Regions from separate parts of the Homo sapiens genome. Here region 2 is linked to region 1. A link is a loop called in an ENCODE intact Hi-C map of the cell type or tissue named here. Cell type or tissue: IMR-90. All regions are shown on one strand. Links, peaks and the distances in the headings refer to the core of each region. The heading gives the core; the rest is flanking DNA.

Region 1 (15,826 bases), core at 6,721-11,720:
ATGTACCTGGTCTCTCTTCTGAAGTGACTTGTCTACTATATATATGCACTTATAGAATTCTTCATTATTAAAGTACAGTAATTTTATTAAATTTTTTTTCTCAGCATTGGTTGATGTGTATTCACTTTTCCAGGACCTATGAGACTTTTCAGTTTGTAGACTCAGGTCAATATATTAAATTATTACAATATATAGTAAACATACAGAATATGCATGTGTGTGTGTGTGTGTGTGTGTGTGTGTGTGTGTGTGTGTGTATATATATATATAGTATTTCCTTTCATATCTACCATTCTTATTTACAATTTGTAAATTTATTTCTATTCATATGCTATTGATATGGTTTGGTCGTGTCCCCACCCAAATCTCAAACTGTAGCTTCCATAATTCCTACATGTTGTGGGAGAGACCTGGTGAGAGGTAATTGAATCATGGGGGTGGGTCTTTCCCGTGCTGTTCTTGTGATAGGGAATAAGTTTCAGGAGATCTGATGGTTTTATAAAAGGTAGTCCCCCCCTGTACATGCTCTCTTGCCTGCTGCCATGTAAGATGTGATGCCATGTAAGAATCTTTGCCTTCTGCCATGATTTTCAGGCCTCCCCAGCCACGTGGAAGTGTGAGCCCATTAAACCTTTTTCTTTATAAATTATCCAGTCTTGGGTATGTCTTTATCAGCAGCATGAAATCGGACTAATACAGCTATGTTTCCTGTATTTTTCAAATGTGCTTTTTTTGTGGCAATAGTTGTGCTTCTTGCTTTGATGCAGTTTTATGTCCTACAAAAGCATTTCTTTTCTCCTCAGTTTTTTCTAAGTCCTGCTAAATCCTTATTCATCATATCATATTTTCTTACCACATTTTGGTCATTTATTTCATCCATGTGATTTATAATTTATTTGTGAATTTAGTTGTCATTTTAAAAATTAAATTAAAAGAAATGATCTCCCCCTCTTTCTTTCCCTCTTCTGCCCAGCCCACCCTCTCTCACTGTTTATGCTGTATTCTTTTCTTTTAGTGGGGCTTGGAGGGTTGACTAGGAGACAAAATGTTCGTATCGGAAACATGCCAATTTGTCTTCTTTTGCTTTCCTCCTTTACCTTTTATTTTTTTCTTGTTCATCTTTAAAAAGGCAGGTAACTGGTCTTCCTATTTGCCAGAAAAAGGATGTTCACCTCAAATGTGTGAATTCTTCTCTTATAACATGAGATCCAGGAATGTTGATAGTCTCTCAGCTTCCCAGGGAAAGGTGGTCCCTGTCATTGGTAACTTGGACTCTTTGATTCATCTCTGGTTTTACTGACACTCGTGCATCAGAATCCACCTCACTCAAGACAGAGTGGATTCCGTCTCAAAGGGTAGGTGTCCCCAGATTTAAATTTTTCCCATCTGTAGTGTAAGCAGGCTCTTTAATGGAATTTGAGCTTTAGAGAAACCCTGTATGTAGTAAGCATTTGATTTGGTGTGGTTACAGGCATTTTTCTCTTTTTAACCTCCTCGTTTGCTGCCAGGCTTCAACTGAAACACTTGCTGCAAGGATATTATTACTTACTTGGCTTCGACCACCTGCTAAACTATTACAAAGTTTATCTCCTCCTATAGTTCCACCTCTGTAGCCTCAGAATATTGTTTACAGGATGCAGAAAGGTGGCTCCAGAAGGCACATTGAGGAACTTACTCTGGGACCTTCCCATAACTCCAGTCCCAATCCCTGCCTAGTGTGAGACATCAGTGGGTGTTTTTGAGAATTTCCTTATTTTCAATGATAAGCTTATTGCTTATCATTTCTTGCAGAAGGAAACCCTGTTCTGATTTTTAGAATCTTCACTACATTTGGTCCCAATAGTTTCAGACCCAAATGATACATCTGGATATGTATTCCATACCATTGAGACCACTTCTGCTATTAGTGTGAATAATTTCTTTGTTGTTTTTACTTCTTTTGGTTTAATTTTACTCAGCTACGGAAGGGGGAGCTTTGCAACTTCCTAAGCATCCTGTACCTTTGCACCCACCTTTCTTAGAATCTTCCTTCCCCTCTATAACATTGAACTAGTTTAGCTTTTTAAGACGTTTATCCTTACCTTCCTTTCATTTTAGTCATATGTGTTTTAGATGAGTGCTGTTCCAATTGTCTATGGTTAAGGACAAGTTGGTTGTTAAAATTTCCAATCTGTTGTAGACCCTTGCCTTTATGAAGTGTACTAAGCATTGAATTTGCAGAAAGTAAAGTGAAAATAAGACATACAATGCAAATCTGAATTTTTGTTATTAGATTCAACAGATAAAACATTACCTACTATTCGCGTTCCTAAATGCTTACTCTCAATTTCTCTTCTTATTCATTAAGGATGGATCTCAAACAACACGCAACCAGGCATGGTCCATGAGGCCCCCTTTAAGTAGCATCGCCATATGCCCCTCAAGGGCAAGGGCAAGGTCTTGTTAACCCTGTGTGTCCCCCCATGCCTGCCTAACACTATGTCCTACAAATAGCACCTATTGAAAAATAACTGTTGACTATAGGGGTAAGACAATAATACCCTAAGTAGCAAGTGCCTCTTAAGGTGAAAACTCTTAAGTTTATTCTTGACCTTCACAACTTCCTTTTGCCTTGGGAAGATGCAGGTGCCAGAATCTGGATTTGCAGCCAAGGCCCAGAGAAGAGTGGGTCTACACACATGAAGCCTTTTATCCATGCTGTTTTATTTGACCCAAGGCATTTTCCCTCATCTGCTGTTTCATGTCTCTATTGGGAGTAAAAAGCATAGTGTGAAAGACAAGGCAGGATATTAACCGGACCAGGGCCTGGGCCAGGTGTGAGCATTCTGTCTTCTGTCTGTCACTTTATTTATCATCCTTCTCTGAGGACCTCTTGAGGACCCTCTGACTCGCAGTCACACAAACATGGACTCTGCTTGAGAAGCATGTTACGATGAAACACTTGTGGGGTGTAATACGGTCCTGGAACTAGGAATCAAACCTATATATTCTAGTTTATTCTCCTCCAGGGCCAATTTGAAGAGAGTGGCTGAGGAAGTAGCCCCACTTAGGATAGTAGCTGGGCTGAGACTCCACCATCAGCAGTGGGGAAGTCACAATAATGAATAGGACAAAAGGAAGGGACTTCACTTACTGGTCAAATGGAGTGCAGCTCTCGTACCAAGAGTCAGTGGTGTGCAGAGGACTGAACACCCACTGGGGATCTGCAGGGATGGATAAACCAGGAGCCCGCTCTTGAATGATGGGGAGGAAAAGCCAGGGAAAACTCATGATGAGGTAAGGCACATGTGTAAAGGCCATAAAAGACTTATACCTAAAGTGCTAGGGTGACAAGGATGGAGGAAAGGGTAACTTTTAAGGGCAAAAGGTCACTTCCCAGATTATTAAAATATATTTTTAAAATTTTTTATTTCCATAGGTTTTTGGAGAACAGGTGATATTTGGTTACATGAGTAAGTTCTTTAGTGGTGATTTGTGAGATTTTGGTGCACCCATCACCCAAGCAGTATACACGGCACCCAATTTGTAGTCTTTTATCCCTCTCCACCTCCCACCCTTCCCCTGAGTTCCCAAAGTCCTACTGTAACCCTAAATTGTAGGCATATATGGAAAATAATTTATTTGTTGACCTCCTTATTTAATATCCTTCCTCTGCCAACTCAGGTGGTGATCTCAGTTTGCGTGTATTTTTTTTTCTCCTATTTCTCAGGATTGCATTTATAGTTTCTTTGTCTATGAGCTTATCTAATACTAACTTTTGATCAGAGGTGTTGTTTGTGTGTGTGAAATGCTTGGAAGAGTGTCTGGCAGATGGTAGGCATTCACTCAGTGGTTTTCCCTTTGTTTTTGGCTTTCTGGACCTAGCTATCTGGGGAAAGGCTATTAATTATGATAACTGCAAAGCATCAAGTTGATGAGAGAGTGAACCCCTGAACAGGAAGGGGGAGGATTTGAGTCCAAGGATAATAGGTGACCAAATTGTACGGAAACAGTGCAGAAGAGCTAATTTCTTGGCAGTTAAAAAAAATATTGCTGTGGTTTTTCTTTCCTTTTAGATGGGAAAGGGGGTTTATCTCCTTAGAAGTTTCAGGGAGATCTTTTCAAAACCCCACAACTTGACGTATTGTTTAATAAATATTTGTTGATTTAGTAGATGAGCCTGCAAAAGCTATTCTCATATATGCCAACATTGCCCCTAGGGAGACATTGAGTCTGTTGGATCCAATGACCTTGGATAGCTTAGAATGATTTGGTGATCTGGCGTTAGACTTAGGAATAAATGTAACCAGTTTGAAGTCTTATAAAAGCACAACTAGACTGGGAATTAGGGTAGCTCAAACTATTTGGTGTGAAGTTTGAGCTCTGTATTTCATTTCATAGCTGGACATAAGCATTGCTATTTTCTCGACTAGTGGTTCTCAACTGGTGGCAATTTTGCTCCCCATGGAATATTTGGGGATGTCTGGAAACATTTTTGGTTATTACTACTGAAGAGTGGGGATGCTACTGGCACCTAAAGTGTGAAGGCCAGGGAAGCTGCTAAATATCCTGTAATGCACAGGACAATGCCCCCCTCCTCCCACAGCAAAGCGTTATCTGGCCCTAAACATCAGTAATGCAAAGGTTGAGAAATCCTGTTCTAGACAGACTTTCTACATTAAAGAGCAACCCAAGGGAAATTATTCCTAAAGGTTTTCCTCTGAAAGGGAACTTGACAATTAACAGCTCAAAGTCCCTTTAGACTCTATTCTATGTGGTTGGATAACCCCTGGGCCTTCTAAATATATCCGTATCACTGTGCTTGCAGATTAGCAATCCCCCTCCCCCATCATAAGCTCCTCCCCCATATACAAAGGAGACTTGAGCCAAGTTCTTTATGGCCCCGCCCTAATACTGCTGTCTGTTCAAATATTGCCAAGACTTGGACATTGTCACAAGTAAAGTGCTTGAGAATGATGCAGTAATGAAGGCAGTGACCTGATTGGGTCCTACCTACCCTGTCAGTAAGGCAGAGAGAGATCTATAGGACTTGTATGAAAAGTGTTTCAGCTTCAAACAACCAATAAACAGTGCTCAGCCCCTCTGTCTGCCTTCCTTGCTGCAGTTTGACATGCAATTAACACACAGGGATTCAACTGGACTACAGCTCAAGGCCATCGAGGTTTTGTTCTTGCCAACTTGCAGAGAATTCCTGGACTAGCAGACCAGTTGGACAAGGGCCTTTGGAGCTAGAAGGTGACTTTCATTAAAATGACTCAGTACTCTCCACAACCATCCCTGAGATGTGTGCTTCAATTCTGTTCAGACTAAACCACTTCACAGTGCAGCTAGCAAAAAGAAGGCTTTTAACATTCACTTGTAGCTATTCTGAACAATGATAAAAGATGTTACCAAGACTTATTTCAAACAGTTTACTGTGTGTCAGTTGCATAGAACTTAGATGATGCAAGATCACTCCCAGGAGGTATATTCTCCTGTTTACTCCCTGAATCTGCGTGAGGTGCACAACCTTTGAGCAGGCACTGATGGGGCTTCCTCCATGTGGCAGGAATTCACAGATACAGATCAGAAGGAGAAGGAAGCATATAAAGTGCAGAATGCACAGAAGCTGAATTCAGCTCAGCCTAGGGCAGCAGGAGGAGACGGAAAAGAGGTGCCTGCAGAGCCTGAGAGGAGCCTGGAGGATGCTGAAGGCAGAGAAACCTCCATGGTGATAACAGCACAAGAACAATCGAGATGAGAGAGGATCTTGCCATTGACAGTCATCATTTGCTCTTTTGCTCTGTTTGTCCATGTAGGTTCTTGTGTATTTATGCCTCCTTCCTGCTTCCCTTCCTCCTTCCCTGTTGTGCTATTGTGTCTTTCTTCCTGTTGGCCACATCTCCTTACCGTGATCAGAGCTGTGTGCCCCATCAGTGCTCAGCTATGAAACTGCTGTGACCTTAAACCCTGGGGAGCCAACCTTACAGGCAGTATCTGTAAAACAACAACTTCAATCTAGTGAAATAATTTATTAACTCAGTGAGACAACTGTTCCATTCGGGAACTTTATAATCAGGTAGAGGAGAAAGACATGTACGTTAATATTGCTGTACCACTCTTTGAAGCTGGCCTGATTATGTCCATTTAAAAAATGAGTTAGCTGAGACTAAGAGATTAGGGGTAAAAAAGAACTAAATAGATATTGGCTCTGAACTATATGGAATAGAATATTTGATTACAAATAAAAATCTTTTTTAAGATAAAAGTTTTAATATATTTATTTGAAGCTTTGAGGGTGATTGGCATAAAGATAAATTTTTGATAATAATTAAGATGTAATTACAACCCCATTAACCACACTTTTTTGCATATAAAAGCTTGGCGTATCTCATTCCTCTCAAGGCTTTAAAAACTATATGGTAGTCCACCGGGGGGATAGGAGACAGGAGATAAGAGTCATAAAACAAAAGATCCAAAGATTTCAGTAGCTGTGGTGGATGATGTTCTTCCTGTGGAATTTTCCAATGTAACCAAATGATCTTGGGTCCCATAGCCGGTGTTTGCTCTTGAAATTGGACTTGGAGCAGTTGGAAACATGTTACATGATCTCCATCAGCCATCTCTAAGTTTATTAATTACCCCTATTATTACCAACTGTGAGATTTGTAGAATGTTACTTAACTTTCTGAGACTTGTTTCCTTATTTGAAAGAAATATGGATTAAAATAATAATCTTAATAAATTATAGATACTATTATTATTGAAGTTTGCCTATTTACAGCTTGCCCAAGCTAAGAGAAGTGCGTCTTCTCTCTCCCATATTTCCATGTAGTAGATTCTTCCATTTCTTTCAGAAGGTGAAAGTCTTAAAATTCCAAGTTACATTTAGCTATAGATTTGGAACTTCCCTCCTCTGCCTAAGCAGATTTAAAACAATTCCTATTGTTTTACAAAAGCAATCATTCTGGCAATTGATATGGATACCTGGCCTTTCACATCCCTCCTTTTTGCACTCACCTCTCCTGTCTCTTCTCTTCCCTCTTCCCTCCCCTCAACCCCACAAGTTTGCTGTGGTTTTCAAAATATTCAGATATAAAAATGTTTTATTGTTGTTTGTTTGTTTTGGTGGCATAGAATCCTTTTTTTTTCCAGAGAAAACATTATACAAAGGACCAATACATAAAACAGACCAACACTGACCTGCTGTCTTTGACATGGGGAATAGGCGTTTGCTCCCACTCCCTCCCCACTTTATTTTACACTGTTTTTCAAAGGAACATGAGGCATTTTCAAAGGAACCTTAGGATTTCAGCGACTGTATCTTACGAACCACTTGTCCACATGAATGAGATAACAATGTTAGTTCTCCCATTCCCAGAAGGTGTGTAGAAACTGTCCTAGCTTAGATGGGGGGAGGGGGATGTGGGGGGCGGGAAGACAGGGGAGGGAGCGTACTTCCATGTGATTCCCCCCAGGGCCCACAAGAAATGCATGAGATAAGCACCCTGGCCTGGATCTGGCTATATGGGGCTCTAAACATCTGTGACGAACCAGAGCATGCAATTCAGTCACACATATGTCTCAAAATACATTGATACTTTGGTCTTTCGACGTCACCTCAATGGTCCAGCCATACAACCTGCCTAACCGAAAGCTGAGCACATTTTCCATCACCAGGCCTTGGTACTCATGGCTTCCCGCTCCTGCACTAACACCCATCCTTCTCTCTCTGCCTGGCTATTTGACTCACTCAACCTCCAAGGCATTCTCCATGAGCTCCTTCCCAGTTTCTAGAGCCAGAATTCTTTGGTGTGTTTGTTCATTTGTGCCTCCCCAGCATTCTTCTGTCTCCCTCACAGACAGGAGAAATGCCCACTCATACTCACTAGATGGATGCCGTGGTGATCACATCCTGGGTAAACTACCGCCCTATTACTGTCAGTAATTACATCACAAAGTGCCCACCATGGGCCAGACCCAAAGGAGGAGTCTTATAGACATTATCTTTCATTGCTGACCACTCCATGTTGCTTCATTAGATAGCAGTGTTCCTTGCTAAGTCAGACCAGGGAAGGATCATTTCCAAAGAAAAAGCAAACCTTTTTATTCCTAATTTTTTTCTCTTTGGGTGTCAAATGTAAACTGGGCAAGATAGAATTACTCAGTTTACCTCTACAACAGTCCTATTTTTCATGCTGATTCTGAGCTTCAGTGAGAGTCTGTAACAAAAGTGTCTCTCAGTGAGACAATTTTTATCTTGGCTCTCAGTGATTATAATGAACTATTGAGCAAGTATTTTTTTCCTGGAAAGTCCAGTTATCAGTTTTGGGTGGCTTTTATCTACTCATAATCCAGCAGATTTGTAAAAACCCAACATTTCCGGTGCAAATACTTTACTTAGGCTAGTTCATCATCCCTTGCCTAAGTGATTACAGAACTATTTTTTAAATCAAGGACAGTACCCATCAGTTGGGTGTAGTGACTCATGCCTGTAATCCCAGCACTTTGGTAGGCTGAGGTGGGCGGATCACGAGGTCAAGAGATCGAGACCATCCTGGCCAATATGGTGAAACCCTGTCTCTACTAAAAATACAAAAATTAGCTGAGCATGGTGGCACACACCTGTAGCCTCAGTTTCTTGAGAGGCTGAGGAAAGAGAATCACTTGAACCCAGGAGGCAGAGGTTGCAGTGAGCCAAGATCATGCCACTGCACCCCAGCCTGGAGACAGAGTGAGACTCCGTCTCAAAAAAAAAAAAAAAAGAAAGTATTATAGTGGGACAAATTATATCTACAAATATTTGTTGAGTACTATACCACATCCAGTGCTGAGTATGAAGACAAACATAAAGATAAATACTATGTTCTAATGAAGGAGACAGAGTCCTTGTCCTCAAGTAGCTGATCAAGTACAAGGCAAGAAATGCTGGCACATGACTAACTGGAAACATTCATTCGTTGTTTATATTCAGTTTTGTGTTAGGAATTTATGGCATCTTACAAAGAAACATACAACACAGAAAAAGTTAAAGACTTAGAAGTGAGGAAGAAAGATTAGGCAAAGGGAAAACAAGGTCAACCAGAGCTAATATTGAGGCCAGTTCACAAAATACACCACCTGGAAACTGCTGGAAAGCAAGGGCCATCTCTGTTGTGTGCACAGCTATCCCCAGTGGATGGCACAGTGCCTGCCACACTCAATAAACAACAGATGAAATGGGCACTTCTTCCATTGTAGACCATGTAGCAACTCTATTCATGATAGCAAAACCACATTTGGTGAATCCAAAATTTAAGGCCACCTTCTCTAGACCCAGACTACATTGAAAAGTTGGAAGCTGGAGACCTTACTGCCATATCTTTCAATTTGGGATGGATGTATCTTGTTTGAAAAAAAAAAAAAAGGATGGCAGAATATGTGTTGCAGTCTTGGTTGCACTAGTCTAGTGGCTCTTATTTTTCAAACATATTTCTCTTTAATTTCATCATTATTACCTTTTATTTTGACAGGTAGGGTTTTTCTCCCCATGTTTATGTGTTTCATCTTTCCAACTGAAGGTACTTAGAAAGTAGGAACCAGATAATCTTCATCTTTGCAACTTATTCCTGCTTCTTGAGCATGTAGCACAATACCTTGAACATGGTGGGCACCAAATAATTCCTTTTTAACTGTTTACTCTTGTGGGCATCGACCAGTGCTAACTCAGTTTGAGTCAAGACTATATTGTGCAAATGATGATGGTGAGCTGCAAAGCCTCATTTATATATTGACAGCTAGTAGGGTTCAAAAAGCCAGTGTGATGAAAAGATGTATCAGTGTGCATGTGGGTGTCTGATCATTTTACCAGCCAGAGTGCATTCTTTGGCAACCTGATTCTAGACTTTAGTGACTCCAAATTTAAAGTAGGGATAGAGGAATGTAAGACAGGAGGGCTGAGAGGAAAGGGGCTGTGACACACAAGGCAAGGACTAAGTGGTGTGAGATGTTGGATGCAGTGTGTGATGAAGAGAGGGGAAAGTGAGTAAGAAGCTTTTAAGCAGTGATGATGGAAAAATACATAAATAAAGCAAAGGAATTTTAAAAAGTAATAGCATGGATTACAAACTGGATCTTTAAAACAATGTTCTCTAAGAGAGAAGACTAAAGGTAGATATATGTTTTAAAACTATTAATCTTGCCTCCTGTCCTGTTTGTTTAATGAGAAACCACACTAGTACTGGATTGTATGTGACTAGGGAATTATTCTGGTTACAACAAGTAACATATTTTTACTTCAAAACACACACTCTTGGTTACACCAGTCATAATTACTCACGTAGTGAGTTAGGAAATTCTACAACCAGGGAGAAGTAGAGCAGGGCAAAACTATTCAGGCATTACTTTAATTTAAAAAATAAAAAAGTAATTTCAAAGCCTAAAGAGCAATAAATGTCATGAGTCGGCTCAAAGAACAATGAGACACTGTTTTCACCTAACAAATTAGTAAATATTTTGGAAAGTATTGACATGTATTAAGTGAATTCTGTTATAAGTTTTTAATGCCTGATACGATTAGGCTCTGTACCCACCCATATCTCATCTTCACTTGTAGCTCCCATAATTCCCACATGTTGCAGGAGGGACCCAGTGGGAGATAATTGAATCATGGGGGTGGTTTCCGCCGTACTGTTCTTGTGGTAGCAAGTCTCATGAGATCTGATGGTTTTACAAGGGGAAACCCTTTTGCTTGGTCCTAATTTTCTCTCTTGCTTGCTGCCAGGTAAGACATGCCTTTTGCCTTCCACCGTGATTGTGAGACCTCCCCAGCCACATAGAACTGTGAGTCCATTCAACCTCTTTTTCTTTATAAATTACTCAGTCTCCGGTATGTCTTTGTCAGAAGCGTGAAAACAGACTAATACAATGCCCAGCCCAAAAAAGAAAATTAAAAGTCCATATATTACTGGCTGGATTACTAATTGAATCAGAATTTATGGAAAATCATCTGGTAATGTATGTTAAGCTACTTAAAACTGTTCGTACCCTTTGGTGGAATAAGTATCGTAAAGCAGTAATCAAAAATTGAAACAGAATATGAAATATTTTACAGCCATTAAGAATCAGGTTTTAATGAATATATAAAATAAATATTCATATATATGTGTGTATATGTGTATCTGCATATTATATGACTTCAATTCTGTAGAAATGTGCATGATCATACAACAACATGCCTGAAAGGAGATGCTCTAAATGTCAGGTTTTATTGGACTGTTAGAATTATGGGTGAATTTTTTTCCTGCTTTTAAAAACAAAATTTGTATGGGTGGGTATGGCTTTAATAATATAACAAAAATAAACATTTTTTGGGGAAAAAAAAAACTAGTTCATAACCTAAGCCAGTCTCATTTACTTTGCCTAACAAAAGATCCTGTTAAATTTTCTACCAGAAAAAAAAAAAACCTTGACATGCAGACCCATCAAAGAGATTTGTCACTGTCTCTTCAAAGGAGGAAATTATGTTTCAAATTCATCCTTATCCCAAAGCAGCTAATTTGATTTTATCAGTCATCAGCAAAGCCCTTAGATTACATAATTTATGAATTTCTAGGCTCCATCCCTACAGGGCAATATTCAATATTTAATGGAAACCATTACACTGTTAGATTTCTAGAGCTCCTCTAACGTGTTGGCTTGGAGAAGCCTCCAGCCTGAAGTACTGAGTGGTCATCTCGAGCATATCTGTTTGGTCTGACAGCACTAGACAGATGCAGAGGTGGAAACAAGATGAGGAAATTAGGATGCACACATGTTAGCCCTGGGATAGGAAGCCTGGAGAAATGACCCCAGGACACAGGTGGCAAAAGTAGTTGCAAAGATGATTCTACAATGAACTTCTAGGGATTGATGTTTTCATGAAAAATTATCTAATTGTCAGAAGCAAAGGGCCTCTCCTGGCTGCAAGACGTTCCCAGACCAGCCTCCTTTTCCTGGGCATCTGCTGTCTGAAAAAACTTTGTGTATCTGTTTTGCATTAACAGTGTAACTCATCTTCAGCCTTATCCAAAATTGGACCTGGACTTTCTCCTCTGCACCACTTCACTTTGCTTTCCTTCTGTTGCCGGTGTTAGAACAGAATTTAATTTGTTCATCCTTAAAGGCTTTTCCATCACTAGATTTCTCAGGAAGTTCTGACTCTTGGTATTTATTCCCCTGACAAGTAGGCTTTGAGGATGAATCTCATGTGGCTTGTCAGGTGCATTGAAAACAAATCTCCTGGCAGTAAGGGAGTTGCTATGAATGGTGTTCCGGCTCTGTTTCAGGAGATAGTGCGATTCTGGGACAAGTAGTGCAATCGTGGAGCCATTTTATTTTTAGAAATATCATTCTCAGTCTCACGTCTGTTGTCAAGAGTAATAACAGTGAACACACTGCAAGGATGCCTTTAGAAGTAGAGGGGCTGCAGGTATTCGGGTAATGGTCTGCAGTAAGAGAGATGCTGGGATAAAATGCCTTTCTCCAGAGATGATAGAAAGGAAAAGCATTCCATAGTGAGTCATCTCTTGGGTTCATCTGCAGTCTACTTTTTGCCCTTTCACCAGAAAGCGTAAAAGTAAAGAGAGTGAAATCCAATGTTCTATGCCTTTTGTCTAGCTGAGAGATGCAGAGAAGGCAGCCACAACCTCCTGAGCAGCCCACCTCTAACATTCTTCCCAGAAGTCATGCTGTATGCAGAAAAACCTGAATACAGATCCTGAGACTATAGATCTTTTGGTTACAGAAATCTCAAATTTCAGGCATCTTACAGGTGTTCCCCAAACTGACAGTCCATTCAGACTTCCCTTTGTCTTGGTCACTGGTGATGCATTGTGCTCCATCAGCCATGTTCCTGCTCTAGCTGTAGATGCTTGGCAGTGCTGATGTTGTGCTCACCTCCACTCACTATAGCTTCATCCAGGGAGACCAGGCCAGGGGCACATGCTGTCAGCTTATAGCATGTCCCATTCATTCCTTCATTCGTTTATGGTAGGAATGAAAGGATAGGTGATGTCAACTTATTCCTCTCTTCCTTCTCCTTCTCCTCCTCCTTCTCCTTCTTCCTCTCCTCCCTCCTTCTTCTCTCTCCTCATCCTCCTTGTTCTACTCCTCCTTCTTCTTCCTCTTTACTTTACCTGTGCCATGGATTTAGGTCAGGTAAATATGTGATTTTGGTCCCACAGTGAGCTAAGCTTCCTATCAGTGTTACTAAAACATACCTCGTTACTATGGCCATCACTCCTAGTAAGTAGCATTCCCCAGCTTACATACCAGTGCAGAATCTTTCTCTAGCTTTAGTGTGTATCCAGGTCAGTGCTTGTTAAAAAGGATCTGAATCAGGGTGCAGGGATCTCACTTTTAACAAAATTCCCAGGTGATTCTGCTGCAGGTCGTCTCTTTGATTCACTAGATGAAACATGGTGCTGTGCACGACCCATTTTATGGCTAGATGGGGTCAGAAAGCACCCAGTTCGTGATAGGCAGTTCAGGTCACATGGTGACTTGATGGCCCATAGTCAAATGTTCAGTTTCCACAAAAGCCCAGTAAGAGGTCAAGAACTGTCTCTCAAAGGGAGAGTAGTTATCTGCAGAGGATGGCAGGGCCTTGCTCCAAAATCCTAGTGGCCTCCACTGTGATTCGCCTATAGGAGCCTGCCAAAGGCTCCAAAAAGCATCTCTATCTGCCACTGACACCTCAAGCACCATTGGATCTGCTGGGTCACATGGCCCAAGTGTCAGAACAGCTTGCACAGCAGCCTGAACCTGTTGCAGAGCCTTCTCCTGTTCTGGACTACACTCAAAACTGGCAGCCTTTCAGGTCACTCAATAAATGGGCCAGAGTAACACACCCAAATGAGGAATGTGTTGCCTCCAAAATCCAAATAGGCCCACTAGGCATTGTGCCTCTTTCTTGGTTGTAGGAGGAGCCAAACGTGGCAACTTATTCTTTACCGTAAAGGGCCTATCTCAACAGGCCCACGCCACTAGACCCCTAGAAATTTTACTGACGTAGAAGCTCCCTGCATTTTAGTCGGATTTATTTCCCATCCTCTGGCATGCAAATGTCTCACCAATAAGTCCAGTGTGTTTGCTCTTCTTGCTCACTGGATCCAATCAGCATAATGTCATCAATGCAACAGACCAGTGTGATATCTTACGGAAGTGAAAAAGCAATCAAGGTCTCTCTGAATAAGATTATGACACAAAGTTGGAAAGTTGATATACCCCTGAGGTAGGACAGTAAAAGTATATTGCTGGCCTTGCCAGCTGAAGGCAAATTGCTTCTGGTGGGCCTTATGGACAGGAATGAAGAAAAAAGGCATTCGTCAAGTCAATGGCTGCATAGTAGGTACCAGGAGATGTGTTAATTTGCTCAAGCAATGAAACCACATCTGGTATAGCAGCTGCAATTGCAGTCACCACTTGGTTAAGCTTATGATAATCCATTGTCGTTCTCCAAGATTCATCTGTCTTTGCACAAGCCAAATGGGAGAGCTGAATGGGGATGTGGTGGGAATCACCACCCCTGCATCTTTCAAGTCCTTGATGGGGGCACTAGTCTCTGCAATCCCTCCAGGGATGTGATATTGTTTTCGACTTACGATTTTTCTAGGTAGAGTTAGCTCTAATGGCTTCCATTTGGCCTTTCCTACCGTAATAGCCATCACCCTGCCAATCAGGGAGCCAATGTGGGGTTCTGCCAGCTGCTAAGTATGTTTATGCCAATTATGCATTCTGGCACTGAGGAAATGACCACAGGATGAGTCCAGGGACCCACTGTAAGTCAGACCTGAGCTAAAACTTCATTAATTACCTGACCCCCATAAACCCCTACTTTAACTGGAGGACCACAATGACATTTTGGGTCCCCTGGAATCAATGTCAGCTCAGAGCCAGTGTCCAGTAGTCCCCCACATTTCTGATCATTTCCCTTTCCTCAATGCAGTTACCCTGGTAAAAGGCTGGAGGTCTCCTTGGGGAAGGATGGGAGAAAGATTCACTGCATAAATTGTCAGTAATGTAGTGGTGTCCTTTCTCGAGGGTATCCAGCCTCCTCTTCCTTCAAAGGGTTCTGGGTCTGTAAACTGGCTCAAGTCTGGAAATTGATTGAGGGGCTGTGATTCTCTGTTTTTATAATTCAAATTAGTCTTTTGTCCATTCGACCTAGAAGTTTTCTGTTTGTATAATTTAAGTAGGAATGCAGTAGGCTCCTATCAATTTCACTTCTAGGAACGCTGTGATTAATTAGCCAATGCCAGAGCTCTACACAAGTCAGACTATTCTGGTTGCCACTTTGCCTCTGCTGTCCATTATGGTAACTACGCCACCTTGCCTTTGACGGTTGAGTGATGCCACTTGGCCCCTGCCCCCTCAGGATCCAATTATTCCCATCGTATTTAAATTTTGTAGTTGAGTGACTGCTATTCCCACCATTGGATCTGACATACAGAGAAGAGCAATTACAGGGCTCTTCAAAGATGCAGGTGCTGCCCTCACAAATCTATTTAACAAGACATTAGTCAAGGGTATATCTTCTGGACCCTCCCAGCTGGGATGAGTAGGTCTAATGTGACTAATCCACTCCACCATCCCAATCTCCCTAAGCCTTTGGATCCCTTCCTCTACATTAAACCAAGGGAGATCAGGCATTTCCAGCTTGCTCACAGTGGGCCATCTTTTAATCCATATTTCAGCTAACCAAGCAAATAAACTGTAAGAACCTTCTTTAACTCCCTGAGCTGCAACATTAAATGCAGAGTCCCTACTTAGTAGGCACAAATCAGTAAATTCAGCCTGATCCAACTCAGTGTTCCTTCCACCATTGTCC
Region 2 (15,826 bases), core at 4,695-9,694, 76 kb after region 1:
CTAGTAAGTCCCTCTTTCACATCCAGGCTCCTTGGAGATGAGAAGGCAAGCACTCTATTCCTTCCTAAGACTTGTTTATCCAGGACTCAACTCTCCAGGCCTTCCAGCCTTTGCTCAGTGCTATTGTCATCCCCTTTCATCTGGATTATTGCAGTAGCCTCATAGCTAGCCTTTGATATTTTGACTCCTCTAATGTCCATGGCAGCCAAAGCAGAAAATATAAATAATCCTATCTTGTCCCTACTTAAAACACTTCAGTGGTTCTTCATGGAACTTGGATTGAAACCCAACTCTCTAAATTGGCCTAATGCCCTGAGACGTCCTCCTCCTCCCTACCTGAAAATTTAACAGTGCCTTTTCTTCACGAAGCTCCAGCTACACTCTCCTCTCCATTCCCAACTGGCTCTTTCCCACCTCCAGGCCTCTGTCCTTGCTGTTCCCTCTTCCTGAAATGCTCTTCCATCACTTACTGAGAGGCTGCCTCCCACTGACCTCTTAGGTCTTAGTTTAAACTGTCACCTTCTCAGAGGCCTTCCCAGACAACTAGTCTCTCTTAGGGTTCCTATTACCCCCTGCCTCAGCACTCTGCCCTTTCCCTTATTATACAGCCCATGCTTCCTAATTCTACGCTTGTGTGAGAATTGGTTTAATATCTGTATCCCCTGCTCAAAAGTCAAATTGATTGCATATCCAATAAAGACCCTTATGCCTTGCATATAGCCTGCTCTCAAAATTTTGGGATGAAGGGACAATTGTTTGTCTCCAGACCCTTCACATCCTTCACCTCCACCTTCTCAACTGCTAGTTCCTGGAACTTACACACACAATAGGTGTGCTCTGCCTCATGACGTTATTATCTCCTATGCCCTGGATACCATATCTCGATTCACACCAGAGACTAAATTACCTTTTCCAGTGGCTGCCTCCTACCTTGGGCTCACACTAGACTAACACTAAGTCTTCAAACACTGCCAGCTCTTTCCACATGTACTCCCCTACAGTATGACTTGCCTGGGCTAAAAATATGCTACAAATTCCGAGGCCTCAGCACAGATCCTCTGTCTTAACATCTGTTGAATACTTCTCTTTTTTTCAAGCATGAAGTCATCTCATTCTTATCGTAGTCACTGATATCTTGCAAGGAGCTAGGGTGAGGAGTGAAGACTAAGTCCTGTGACTCAGACCCACAGCGGCTTCCCACTAGATTGGCACTATCCTTTGGTGATAGCACATCCTTCAGTTGAAGGGCTAATGGTGGCACTTCAGTTGCTATGTCACCCAGTGAAAGGTGCACTATTTGGGGAGCCCGTCCACCTGAGCTGACACTGAAGGTAGCCCTGTTTGAGCAGAGAAATTGATCCCTCTATTCTCACAAGTACTTTTATTCCCCCCATTTGGGATCCCATATCTCTTTTTCTTCTCCTCATCTTTGGAGGCACGTACCCTTCTATGTTGTGGACCTGTCTGAGCTAAGTAAATTTTCTTCTTCCACATAGTCATTTTGAAATTTAAAATGCTCTCTGGCTGGCCAGGCCTGCATGGTGGCTCACACCTGTAATCCCAGCACTTTGGGTTACTGAGGCAGGTGGATCACTTGAGGTCAGGAGTTCTAGACCAGTCTGGCTAACATGGTGAAACCCCATCTCTACTAAAAATACAAAAAATTAGCTGGATGTGGTGACAGGTGCCTGTAATCCCAGCTACTCAGGAGGCTGAGGCAGGAGAATCGCTTGAACCTGGGAGGTGGAGGTTGCAGTGAGCTGAGATCACACCAGTGAACTCCAACCTGGGCGACAGAGCAAGACTCTGTCTCAAACATACATACATACATAAAAAAATGCTCTCTGTTTTCACCTTCAGTATTTACTGTAGAGATTGAATTAAGCTTAAGAGGAGGAATATAATGTAATGATTAAGGATTAATAATTAAAATCATGGTCTTTAGATGCAGACGGAATTGGGTTATGATCCTGGCTTCATCAGTCACTAGATGTCACCTCAGGAAAGTTGTTAAGGGCCCTCAGAATACTCACAAAATGGACCATTCAAATGCACCTTCCAGAATGTAGCAAGAATCTAATTGGCACTATGGCTGCCATGGGTAAAAGGGGGCTGGAGTTGTCATTTCTTCTTATTGTTTAGTCTCTTTCGTGTCTTTCTTCCGTAACTAGTTGCTCCAAAGGTGGGGATTAGCAAACTTTTTCTGTGGAGATCTAGAGAGCAAAGATTTTAGGCCTCATGGGCTGTATAGTCTCTGTTGAAACCACTCAACTCTGCCATTGTAGTGCAAAGACATCCACAAACAACATAGAAACAAATGAGCATGTTCGTGTTTCAAAAAAAAAAAACCTTAATTTACAAAAGCAGGCTGCAGGCTGAATTTGGCTTGCTGATTGTAGTTTGCCAACCCCTGTCACAGACTTCATTTGTAGGTGACTGTTTGATGGCTTTGGAAACTCTGAGCCCCTGGCTTCCACGCAGCATGGCTTCTGGCCTGAAGGATAGGCAGGAATCTGTGCCACTCTGGTCATGTAAGTTTTAGTTTTGCCAGATGAATCTCCATGCTATTTGTGGGAAACTCTGCAGGTCGTCCAGGAAGAATGACCTCAGTCAGCCAAGAAAATCTCTCTCCTTGGGAAATGTCTTGGTGGTGACAGAATCAGTTTGTACAAAGAGGAAAAGATACTTGTCCAGTCCATGGAAATGACAAAGCTAAGTCCCTGCATCAAATGCCACATTAGAAGAGATTCTAACAATTAGCAATCTGTGAAGAGGAAGGAATCAAATGTAGCCTGATGGGTTTCCTGGCTGGCTCTAAATTCTCTTTATTAACTCGGATTGCATTTGGCTGCTTGTAGCTAAAATCTGACTGTAGTGGCTGAATCAAATAGATTTAATATTGGTAACCTAAGAGAAAGTCTTTCAAAGACCATGGTTCCTCCTAGCTCCCTGTCTTGTAATCCTTCTAGTGTCTCTTTTGACTTCACAGCCACAAGATGGCTGCTCTGAGTCCAGGCATCGGGTGCAAACTTTAGGCTAGAACAAGAAAAAAATGATAAGGAACAAAGTCCTCTCCAGAGTCATCTGTCCCAGGAGCCTTTCACAGTGGACTTTGCACTTACATTTCATTGGCCAGATGAGAGTCACATGACTAAGCTTCAGGGGAGTCTGGGGAAATGAATTTCTTTAACTGGGCACACTGATACCTCAGACAAATCTGGAGTTCTCTTATTGAGAAAAAAAGGAGAGTGGATTTTGAGGGAGGCAATAGCAAGGTCTGTCACATTATCCAAAATGGCAAGTGTGTGCTGCACAGTGGTTGAAAACAGGACTCTAAAATTGGACTGACTCGGCCAGGGTTCCTCATTTCTGAAGGAGAATCATATAACCTCTCTCAGGGTTGTTATTAGGATTGGATAAAATAATCCATGTAAAGTGCCAGACATTAACAGACATCGTTATTGTTAACTATTGCTACTATTCTTCCTCCCTGCCCCTGGGAAACTGCATTTTTTTTTAAGTAAATTCCATTTCTTTGAAGTATATAAATGAGAGAATGCTTGGAAGATTTGAATAATTCTGTTTGACAGAGTCCCAAGAGGGTCTTTGAACTAGGTTCTGAAAAATGAGTAGGAATTTGCCAGGCAAAAAAGAGGGAACCAGGAAGGGCATTCCAGGAAAAGGGAACAGCAAATGCAAAAGCGTGGTGTCAAAAAAGAGCATTTGGCCTCATCACATCACCTAGTAGTGATTCTTTCTAACTGCAGAGATATCAGGGGAATGTTTCCAAAGGTCTAAGGAACATGACTAGAGATTAAGAGGCAAGTGCAGTGGCTCCACTATCAAGCACAAGCTCTTTGTAAAGTGTTTATGTTCGTTAAATGGAAACAACTAGAAATGTAGAGCTGCCTGTTCAAAAACTGTTGGACTAGATTTTATTCTGCACTTACTATCCCTGTCCTGGACTCAGCACTTTACATTCACTAGCATGTGCACCATTCTGGTAACTTTATGAAGTAATTGTTATAATCCCCATTTCATGTGCGAGCTAACTGAAGTTCAGGCAGGTTAAACAAGACATTCACCCAAGTTCACCCAAGCAAGGGCCAGAGCTCTTAATGGTGAATCTGTCATCTCTCCAGGCAAGCCATCTACCTCCTCCATTATCATCTTTATTGTTTTTATTTTTTTATTTTTATTTTTTTCAAGATGGAGTCTCGCTCTGTCACACAGGCTGGAGTGCAGTGGCGCAATCTTGGCTCACTGCAAACTCCGCCTCCCAGGTTCAAGCGATTCTCCTGCCTCAGCCTCCTGAGTAGCTGGGATTACAGGCATGCACCACCACACCCGGCTAATTTTGTATTATTAGTAGAGATGGGGTTTCACCATGTTGGCCAGGCTGGCCTCGAACTCCTGACCTCAGGTGATCTGCCTGCCTCAGCCTCCCAAATCGCTGGGATTACAAGTGTGAACCACTGCACCCAGCCTCCATCACCATCTTTAGATCATCTTTATGTAGGAGACTGTAGCAATGTTCCTCAAGGCTTAGAATCTTAGGGCTGGAAGAGATTAGAGCTGTGCGTTCCAATACGGCAACTACTGGCCACATGTGACTATTAAGCCTTTGAAATGTAGCCATACAAATGTAGCCTTGAAATGTATGGCTAGTGCAACTGATGAATTGAATTTTAAATTTTATTTAATATTAATTAATTTTCATTTAAAAATTAATACTAAATTAGATATTGGAAAGCTTTAAGTATGTTTGGAATAACTTGGGTATGGAGATATATCTTTTTGCCTGTAAATTTTATGAAATCTAAATACAGGTCAAATATGTCTGATGAAAACTTGGCATCTGAAATGCGAGGTACTTTAAGAGTAAGACACACTCTGGATTTCAAAGATGGAGTACAAAAAATAATGTATAATATGTCACTAATAAATTTTATATTGATTATATGTTGAAATGGTAGTATTTTAGGTATATTGGATTTAATAGAATATATTTTTACACTTAATTTTACCTGTTTTTACATTTTAAAAGGTGACTACTAGAGAATTTAAAATTACTTATATAACTCACATTATATTTCTGCTGAATTATACTGCTATAGAGAACACATCTTTTCAGATGGGAAAAGCTGGCTTCTCTCTGTTTTGAAGAGAAGTTGATTACTGGATGGGGACAGATCCCATTCACACTTTTGTCTCAAATGGCACAAACTTGGACAAGTCAGCATGTTTCCATGGATCAAGTTCTAAAAAACTGTAAAACTGTGAAACTACAAGAAAACATCGGAGAAACTCTCTAGGCCATTGGTATGGGCCAAAAAATTCTTGAGCAATACCGTACAAACACAGGCAACCAATGCAAAAATGAACAAATGGGATCACATCAAGTTAAAAAGCTTCTGCAAAACAAAGGAAACAAAAAACAGAGTGAAGCGACAACCCGCAAAATGGGAGAAAATATTTGCAAACTATCCATCTGACAAGGGATTAATAACCAGAATATATAAGAAGCTCAACAACTCTATAGTAAAAAATCTAATAATTCAATTTAAAAGGGGAAAGATATTTGAATAGACATTTCTCAAAAGAAGACATAAGTAGCCAATAGGCACATGAAAAGATGTTCAACGTCATTGATCATCAGAGAAAGGCAAATGAAAATTACAAAGAGATACCATCTCACCCCAGTTAAAATGGCTTATATCCAAAAGTCAGGCAATAACAAATGCTGATGAGGATGTGGAGAAAAGGGAACTCTCATACACTGTTGGTGGGAATGTAAATTAATACAACCACTATAGAGAACAGTTTGGAGGTTCCTCAAAAAACTAAAAACAGAGCTACCATATGATTCAGCAATCCTACTCCTGGGTATGTACCCAAAAGAAAGGAAATCAGTGTATTGAAGAGATATCTGTACTCCCATGTTTGTTGCAGTACTGTTGGCAATAGCCAAGATTTAGAAGCAACCTAAGTGTCCATCAACAGATGAATGGATAAAGAAAATGTGGTGCTTATACACAATGGAGTACTATTCAGCCATAATAAAGGAATGAGATCTTGTCATTTGCAACAACATGGATGGAACTGGAGGTCATTATGCTAAGTGAAATAAGCCTGGCATAGAAAGACAAACATTGCTTGTTCTCATTTATTTGTGAGATCTAAACATCACAACAATTGAACTCATGGAGACAGAGGGTAGAAGGATGGTTACCAGAGGCTGGGAAGGGTGGTGGGAGGATGCCAGGGAGATGGAGATGGTTAATGGGTACAAAAAAAAAATAGAAAGATTAAGATCTAGTATTTGATACCACAACAGGGTGACTATAGACAATAATAATTTAACTGTACATTTTCAAATAACTAAAAGAGTATGATTGGATGATGGTAACACAAAGGATAAATGCTTGAGAGGATTGATACCCCATTTTACATAATATGATGATTGTGCATTGCATGCCCATATCAAAACACCTCATGTACCCCATAAATATACACACCTACTATGTACCCACAAAAATTAAAATATAGAAATTATTAAAAACCCAAAATACCAGGTAAACTTCTTTTACATTCCAGGTTCCTATGATCCTATTGAAATCTCCAGAATTTCAAATACATTAATTATCATAGTTTAATATCAAGAGGAAAACTGGAGTTTTTTTTTTTTTTTTTTTTTTTTTTTTTTTTTTCAGACGGAGACTCACTCTGTTGCCCAGGCTGGAGTGCAATGGTGTGATCTCGACTCACTGCAACTCCTGCCTCCTGGGTTCAAGCGATTCTCCTGCCTCAGCCTCCTGAGTAGCTGGGATTACAGGCGCATGCCACCGCACCTGGCTAATTTTTGTATTTTTAGTAGAGATGGGGTTTCACCATGTTGGAAAACTGGAGTTTTACATCTAATATAGGAAACTATCTGGTAATGAGTTATGCTTCTGCAATAGTATTTTAGACTTGATTCAAAAGCATAACAAATTAATAGTTATCCTTACTAGATAATGTGTAGTATATGTGTGTGGTTATATATAAATGGATATATATGCACTAACACACACACACATATATATACATACACACATACACATGTATACACACACACGCAAGTTACTATTCTTATTTCAATATTTCAGACAGGAAAACTGATTAAATAACTCATCCAAAGTCACTTTGCTAGTAGTAAAGGGTAGAGCTGGGACTCATGTTGTAGTCTGCATGATCCCAATGTCTGCACAAATATCCACTTCCCTATAATACCGGTGCCCATGGCCAGCCCCTTCAGAGTGCCCTCTCCTTTCAGTCATCAGCTGTAAATCCAGGAGCCACAACTGAGTCTGTGCTGAAATGGGGAAGGAGTTCGGAGTCTGGGTGCCCTGAAATCTATAAAAGGTTCAGGGAACTTTGAGGTGAGAGGTTATGAATTAGCCTCCCAGACCAAAGGGAGTGCTTCCCATTTGTTAATTTGATTTTGTTTAGGTTACTGAGCCATGATTCATCCTTAATTGCATTGTTTCAAATGACTAAATAGTCTAAGTATTAACCAACTGCTGAGTGGTTGCCCAGCTTTGGTTTAAGTGGGACATCTTCAGCTTAGGAGTCATTAAAATCAAAACACTGTTGGGCTTCCAGTGGGGTATTGGGTCATCTGCCCACTGAAAGATGGTCCTGGTGCCTGGTGGAACTCCAGAAAATGGAGAATGTATCCCTTCTGTCCCTGTTGCCTGTGTGGGAACTGGACCTCCCACTTCATGTGGGGTTGAAAGTTCCCATAGATGGAATGCCAGAGGACAGACTAATCTGATTCAATAGATAGACATTCCTCCTGACTGTGGACCTTAGCAACGCACTCCACCAGAAAGGTTTTGAAAAAAATTTTTTTTTTGAAATGGAGTTTCATTTTTGTTGCCCAGGCTGGATTGCAGTGGTGCGATCATGGCTCACTGCAGCCTCTGCCTCCCGGGTTCAAGTGATTCTTCTGCTTCAGCCTCCCAAGTAGCTGGGATTACAGGTGTGTGCCACCACGCCCAGCTAATTTTTTTTTTTTTTTTTTTTTTAGTAGAGACAGGGTTTCATCATGTTGGCCCGGCTGGTCTCGAACTCCTGACCAGCCCGCCATGCCCAATCTGAAGTCTGATAATGCATAGGAAGATTTCCAGATTGAAATTATTATTCTCAGAACATGTTCTACTGGGCCTCAGATTCCTTTTCTATCAAATGGGAGTAATGTCAGCTCTACCCTTTACTCCGCTGTGTGAGCAGAGAAAATGACATGATCTCTTATAATAAGCTTTGGAAACATTTTTCAAACAGCTTATCAAAATGTAAAATATTGTTGGTTGAATATAAATCTTTTTCAGCACATTTGTGGGTGTCATGAGTCTTTGACTATGAAATCTATTTATGTTTAATTCCATATTACATTCCCAGCCCTATATTTTAAACTAGTAATTCTGAAGTATCCCGGCAGCTTGTGAAAGACTGTCAGGAGCTGAGAAAGGATGTGAACTTGGGCTTCATTCATGGTTAAGTTTCTAAAACATACAGGTTGGAAGTGAAAGAGGCTGTCATGGTAATGACTATATCAGGGCGATGGGCAAGTTTGGTTTGAACCATGGTTTGAGGGTATGACACACTCCACATGCTAGATTGATGCTTCTCACACTTTAGCATTCATAAAACTACCTGGAAAAGCTTGTTAAAATACAGATTCCTGGGTCTGATGCTTGGAGACTCTGATTCAGGGGGTCTGGGATGAAACCAGAGACAGGGCATTTCTAACCCAGCCTTAGTTGATGCTGATGCTGCTGGTCCACAGTCCATAGTTCAGGTAGAGCTGTTCTAGGTGAATCCTCTGTAGGACTGCAGCTACTAGGATTGGTCTAACCAGTCCCAGACCCTTCATCTACCAGGACAGCTGGCTAATGCCCCCAAGGAACTCTGTCATCTCAGGAACTGCCAAGCCAAACTGCCCCCCTTTCCATTCGTTCTGAGAGAGTGAATGGCTCCGGGAGTAATCTCCCTGTCTCAGAACACTCTTATGACCACACATAAATTTACTTTAAAATAAGCAAGGCGTGAACATGTAAGAATCCACTTAACATGAAGACTGACAGATTTCAGAATAATGTCCTTGTACTACAAATACCCCCACCCCAGGAAGGATTGCAGAGGGCTTAGAAAAGAAAGCCTGGATGGATATCCACATCTGTCAGTGAGACAGAGAGACAGGCTCAGTCACTCTATCTTCCTCAGAGCCTCTCCCTGATCTTTGGGAAAGGGGAGTGAACAACGGAACTGTGAAAAGAGCCCTTTTGACTCTTTTCACGTACTAAGCTCCTGAATCACGCTGGTGTGCTTCAGACATAGCAACACTCTTTAAGGCGGAACATCTGGACAGGGCAAGAAAGGGATCGGCCACATGGACTGGTGGCCTGCTCCAGATGTCTCAAAGGAATAAAGACATTCCCTCGTACAACATCAGAATCATTTGAGCATGCTACAAAATGTGTTTAATTTTGAATCTGAATATAGGTTAAAATGTCCATGATTTAAGTCAATAGCAGGAAGACCTGACACTGAGGGACTATGACAATAAAAATTCCTAAGGAGGACACTGACTTGGAGGAGACATTTGCAGTAAATTACAACCATGTTAGGAACATCAGGCTCATAGTTGGTGGAGCATTTGGCTGTGGGTTTTATTAATTTAGCTAAATACTAATATGCATATCTAAGTTCATTCACTCTCCGGATTAGCACAGTATTGTAACAGCCTTATATAGCATTAGCCTAATTTGATACACAAGTATTAACATGAAAGGGGATCCCTTTCGTGACAAGGTATTATTTCTATAGCAATTTAATATTTTATTGGCCTGAGACAATCCAGCGCCAATTTGCTTCCCTCCCCAAATACAGCATAATAAACATGGGCTTCTTTGTTGTAGCTGTGGTTTAAGGACAGCCACAGTGCGGATAGGGCATGAAGTTTTATTCCCCCGCTCCCCACATCAAACCTCTGTGTCTTCCTCACCATCAGAGGCCCATTGGCATTGTTGATGGTCTGTTTGCATACCTTTCTTTCTTGCCTAAGGGAAGTCAGATGGGATATTTAAGATCCTCCCCAACTTCCAGATTCTAGGATTGAAAACAGAGCAATAATGTGCCTGCTGCATCCCAAGTCGGGAGATGACTCACCCTTCCAGACTTCCTGGAATCCCCATGGAAATGGGCTTGCATCTTATTTAAATGGAAAAGTACAGCCATGACGAAAAAGGAAAATGTCGGTCAGGGTCATGTTGGTGTCAAGGCGCTAGGAAAAAGATAAAGGTCGGCATATTTTTCTCAGAACAGAAGCCTGCTGACCTATTCCCCCAGAGCAAGATCTCTTGCCCTCCTGCCCCCTACTGAAGAACAGTGTGGGTCTGGGACTGAGAGAGAGACCTTGCTGGCCTGGAACACAAGAGATGGCTGCCACTGCTGCCCCAGCTTCCCCTCCCACAGGGGCATGTGCCCAACCTCCTCTTTCTAGAGCCCCTGACCCTGACCTTGGTCAAGCCCTCCTTACCTCTTGCAGTAGACTTTAAATTGAATTTCCTTGTCTCCAGTGTTTCTCCTGTTAATCCAGCTTCCACCCTGCTGCACAATAATCATTTAATAGAAGAGTTCTGAATAGGACACTCCTCTGCTTCAAAGATTTCCGTGGCTCCCCATTGCCTAGAGAATAAAATTCAAATTCTTGTAGTTCTTAACGTCCTGGCTATGTTCGCAGCTCCCTCTTCCACCTCCGTCCTCCCTCTAAGACTCACTATTTTCTTCTGCTGCTTCAGCAAATCCAGGACTCCAAATGTCCCATGGCCGTCTCCATCTCAGGGCCTTTGCTCATCTGGGTTCCTGCTGCAGGGAATTCTGTCCCTTGTGCCTTTTGGACCACTATTCTACCTCTAAAGCCAAGGTCTGATTCCCTCCTTTCCAGAACATTTTCCCTATGCCACCTTAGTCTATTTTTGTTACTATAACAGAATAAGACTTACACAAAGTAAGACTGTGTAATTTCTAAAGAAAAGAGGCTTATTTAATTCATGGTTGTGGAGGCTGGGAAGTTCAAGATCTGGCAGTCCATCTGGTGAGGGCGTCAAGCTGCTTCAACTCATGGCAGAAAGCAGAAGAAAGGAGAAGCTCTGTCTCTCCTGAGAACGAATCCATTCCCAGTAAAACTAATGCAGCCTCTCAAGAAATCCATCTTAAAAACCTAATCACCAGCTGGGCTTGGTGGTTCATGCCTGTAATTCCAGTACTTTGGGAGGCTGAGGTGGGCGGATCACGAGGTCAAGAGATCAAGACTGTCCTGGCCAACAGGGTGAAACCCTGTCTCTACTAAAAATACAAAAATTAGCCAGGCGTGGTGGCTTGCACCTGTAGTCCCAGCTACTTGGGAGGCTGAGGCCGGAGAATCGCCTGAACCCGTGAGGCAGAGGTTGCAGTGGGCTGAGATCGTACCACTGCACTCCAGCCTAGAGACAGAGAGAGACTCCGTCTCAAAAAATCAAAAAACAAAAAACAAACCAAAACAAAGAAACCTAATCACCTCTTAAAGGTACCACCTCCCAACAGCACTACATTGGTGATTAAATTTCAACATGAGTTTTGGCAGGGACAAACCACATCCAAACCTACTGAGAATTAGTCACTTTTGGACCCCTATATTTGGTCTTCTAGTCTATTTAGTTATGTGCGTTATTGGCCTCCCCAGTAGACTCTGCAGTCTTAAAGAAAGAGCTTGGTCCAGGCCACTAATTTTCTATAATCTGCAATCTTTTATATCCTTATATCTTTGAAAAAGTATCTATTATTTCTAAATGAAAATTTTGCCTATGTAGACTCACAGGACACGTGAGTCAGAGGGATGTTATCAACTATTGGTGACGGCAAGTCATTGCATCCGGGCCTATATCCCGCTCTGTAGCTAAGGCAGACAATGATCATCAATCATGGTGGTCTTTCCAATGACCCCAGATGTAACTTTCTGATCCTTCCAACCCGGTGCTCCTAGCAGCAACCATTAATCAATCAGAGTTGATATTTACTTGCCATCCCCTATCTAGTTTCTTAGCCCTTATTTTCCAATTTCCTCCCCCCTCTCCTTTATGGCTGGTATTGCACAGCAGTCTTACTGGAAGCCCTAAAGGAAGTTCGTGCTGTAAAAGTTGAAATTTTTGTCTGTTCTTTTAAAAGCCTCCAGCAGTGAGGTAGGTCAGAGTTTGGGGAGAAATCCGAGATGTTCTTCTATTGGGAAGATTCACCCAGCTCTCCTTTAACTTAAAGGAAACTCAGTGCAAAGTCTAGTTCAGCCAATTAGCTGCACTGGTTGGTTAAAGCTAAAAGAAGATGATCAGTGTTCATGTTTAACTTTATAATATTGATATAGAACCCATAAATGCCACCTCAGCTCTTCAACATTGAAGAATAGGCAACAAAGTTTTCTCCTTTGAAATGAAACTACTATATTTCTAATAAAGAAAGGAGCCACATTTAGGAGAATTTTACAAAAACATTTCTTATCTTTTCCAACAAGTCTCTCTCCATTTGAGGAAAAGCCCGGTGATATTAAGGAACCCACTGATAGCTCCACAGGTGTATTCACCCACCCAAGGCAGGGCCACCAACGGGACTGGATACACTCACTGGCCTGTGGCCTCTGAAATTCGTCCTGAAGCCAAACTCCTTTTAGGCAACATGACATGATCAAGGCCAAAAACAGACATTCCCCTCAAGTAGGGGTTTTAATTACTTCGTGTGGTACCAGAATAGAAAATTCTAGAGAATTCTTTCCCTTTACTTCAGTAAACTTAGCAACAATGAATTCAAACTAAAGGGAATCACATTTTGACTGTACTCAGTGGATAAACTTCCACATTTATATTTACTGACACCCATTCAGAGCCAGATGTGGTTGTCTATCCTGGAGTTATAGCAGCGATTTACCTTGAAGAAAGCCTGGTCCCTGGAGAACTTCCATCCACTGCACGAATGCATGCTGCAAATGACATTCACATTCGTGATTTCCAGAAAAGGACAAAGAAGTACGACTTACACTGTGCAAGCAAACAAAACAATAACACTGGTCAAACATTATTTCCCATTGATGTGAGTACTGGAATTCCTCTAAATGTGCCCCAGCTTGGCTCCTCCTCTCATCCCTTCCCTTGATAACTCCTGTCCACCTGTAAGAATTCCTGCACTTACTGCCACATTTGAGTGTCCCCCTCTGTTACCTTCTGCCTCCCAAACCTGATGAGTGAGCCCTCTGCATCCCTGTACTGCCCTGTTATTTCCAAACTCCCCTTCAACACTGACAATGCATAGGAAGATTTCCAGATTAAAATTATTATTCTCAGAACATGTTCTACTGGGCCTCAGATTCCTTTTCTATCAAATGTCCTTCAAACTGTCCCTGTCCTATTGATTATTGTTAACTCTCTCACCAGTATATTGCTGGAACATTACAATTGTTGAAGAAATGCTTATTGAAGGAATGCGTTTAATGAAGCTGTTAATATTTAGAGAAACCTTTCTTTAAAAGAAGAAAAATGGCTGAGTTGAAAATCACTGAACTATCACTCAATTCCATTTTCCTGTTAAAGATGGACAGACAGCACAACACACACACACACACACACACACACACACACACACACACACACACACACAACATAGAAATAGTTCTTTCCATGAAGTTTCTTTAGAACTTTACTGTATGACTCTCATTCTGTTGACTGTGGTCAGAATTATGTTTTCATCTTATGCAGTTTATCTAGTCTTCCGTACCAGGCCGTACCGTATGTATTCTTCAAGGTCAAGGACTGAGTATTTCATTTCACCTACAGCACCCTCTCAAGTAGAATTACCATGTGTCTTCTTGCTACAGAGTTCTCTCTCTTTTCTCTCTCTCTCTCTCTCTCTCTCTCTCTGGATCTCATTTAAAAAAAAAAACACAACAAATAAAACGTGAGGCTTCAATACTTTGGCTGGGTTAGTTGACTATGTGGTGCCAAGGAAATGGCTTGGTGGTTTTTTAGTTTGGTTTGTCTTTTGTTCTCTGAATTTAGCATCATGTGAAGACAGAGTATAGCCTAAAGGTGTATTTAAAATGTCGTCCTATTTCTGAGCTTACTCAGACAGGCAATAGAAAATGGCATTCTTGATAATTAATGCCCTTACAGAAATTCAGCACAGGCTAGCAACTGTAAACAATAAGTTATTAGTCAGGGGAGGTGCTTGCAACATGAGCACGGAAATTCCCATGGAACTTCATAGGGCATGAAAGGGAAGATTCAAGATGCTCTGGATAATTTCGTTACTGTGTTTGCTTGATCATTTTATACTTAAGCAGACTGTTCATTACCATCATCTCAACCTCTTCTGCTAGCTTAAATTCCTCTTAATTCATTTATAAAACAAAATTAGAATGTTGACTGCAACCTATAAAGTAAGCCCACATCTTTGTTTAATTATAGATTCTATATAAACTATTTTAGCATTACTGAAGGTATATAAAGAAGGAATAAAAGAAGATTATTATTCTGTTAAAATGCCAGCTAAAAACAAACAACAATTTTTTAAATGTGCATTTATATCATGGCAAGAGACTGTGTTAAAAATCCCCAAACTCCTGAAGCTGTTTGAGAATTATGCCAGTGCACTGCAGACAAAAAAAAAAAAAAAGACAAAACTGGTTGAACATAATACATGAGTAGTTGAAATATGGTATGGTTTAATTTTTTTCCTTCTGATTCTTTTTCCCCCCTTTGGAAACCGATAAAAGATTTTGTATTTTTTAAAAAATCGACCTCATTTTTAGTTTATTTTCTAAAAGTGGAGATGTCTTTACATATGTTCAAAAGTATGTCTGTCAAACCTTTGGAGGACTTCTCAGAATGAAGAAATCTACAATGCATATCTTACCAAATTGTTTGGGGATTTTCCACTTTTATGTGTTTGGGCATTTTTCCCTCTTAAACATCAAACCTAATAATCGTGGCAGAAGGTTAAATATTTTCCATACTTTGTTTTTGAAATTTGTTCCTTTCAAAGAACGAACATATGGGGGGAAGAAATCTACACACCCAATCTATTATGATGGCTACCTCTGGGGTTAGGGAGTAGAACCACAAAGTGGGGGCAATGAGGGGGCTCTCACTTCTTTCACCATTTTATTTACAATGAAAGTGTATCCATGTGCCACTTGTACAATTTTCATAGCTACTTAATGAAAAAAAATCATATTTAGAGAAAAAATATCAATTTGGATAATTGTAAATGTTTTATGGTATCCCAAGTGTGAAGATTACACGTAGGATTGCAAAGAGAAAGAAATAGGGAGGAATTCCTGTTTGCTTGGCTGGTAGTATCCACTCTTTAAAGCATTTCTGTACAGAAAGAGAAATAAAAGAATTGATACTTTGATTAGTTACATGAAGATGATATTGAATTCATTTTCTCTGATGCCAGTTTGCTTTAACTTAATATCCCTTTTAAAAATCCATGCCCTCATGACATCATCAGTTCATGCACTATTTCTTGGTGCATTAAAATAGAAACTTAAAGTTTACATGAAACAACCAAATTCAAGAGACTACGCTATTTAAATTTCCAAATCTATTAGGGGCTAGGAATGAAATGTAATGCTAATTTAATTTAGTAATTTTTTCTCTTTCCACCAAAATGCACTATCATTGCTTGTGAAAGCCTCAATCCCATCCCCATCCCCAACTTTCTTTTTCCATCAGTCTGGGATGGAATTACAGGCTGA

Evidence for each region. Hi-C counts contacts between places; a loop is a spot of excess contacts. Peaks named below come from ENCODE experiments on the same cell type or tissue, not always from the same donor. Only the 100,000 strongest peaks of a DNase experiment are listed, where the experiment ranks them.
Region 2: a loop joins it to region 1, with 5 times the contacts of the local background. A loop is called at or near these places in 1 of 110 quality-filtered maps.

The regions. Positions count from the first base shown.
Region 1 is chr3:55,261,836-55,277,661 of GRCh38, reverse strand. All of the region lies in intron 3 of LINC02030 (long intergenic non-protein coding RNA 2030), which reads right to left. It overlaps LOC124906243 (a long non-coding RNA gene), which reads left to right. Exons shown (of 3, transcript XR_007095917.1): 2 at 10,742-10,800. Among named protein-coding and RNA genes, the nearest start is that of LINC02030, 43 kb to the right of the region's middle. In IMR-90, for the core only: no CTCF peak of the experiment used is centred there; DNase peaks (open chromatin) are centred at 8,921 and 10,251; H3K27ac peaks cover 2,660 bases.
Region 2 is chr3:55,184,001-55,199,826 of GRCh38, reverse strand. The region is part of intron 2 of LOC124906243 (a long non-coding RNA gene); the gene reads left to right. LINC02017 (long intergenic non-protein coding RNA 2017) reads right to left here. Exons shown (of 3, transcript NR_147142.1): 2 at 13,000-13,109; 3 at 10,613-10,731. Among named protein-coding and RNA genes, the nearest start is that of LINC02017, 14 kb to the right of the region's middle. In IMR-90, for the core only: no CTCF peak of the experiment used is centred there; DNase peaks (open chromatin) are centred at 7,666 and 9,356; H3K27ac peaks cover 2,456 bases.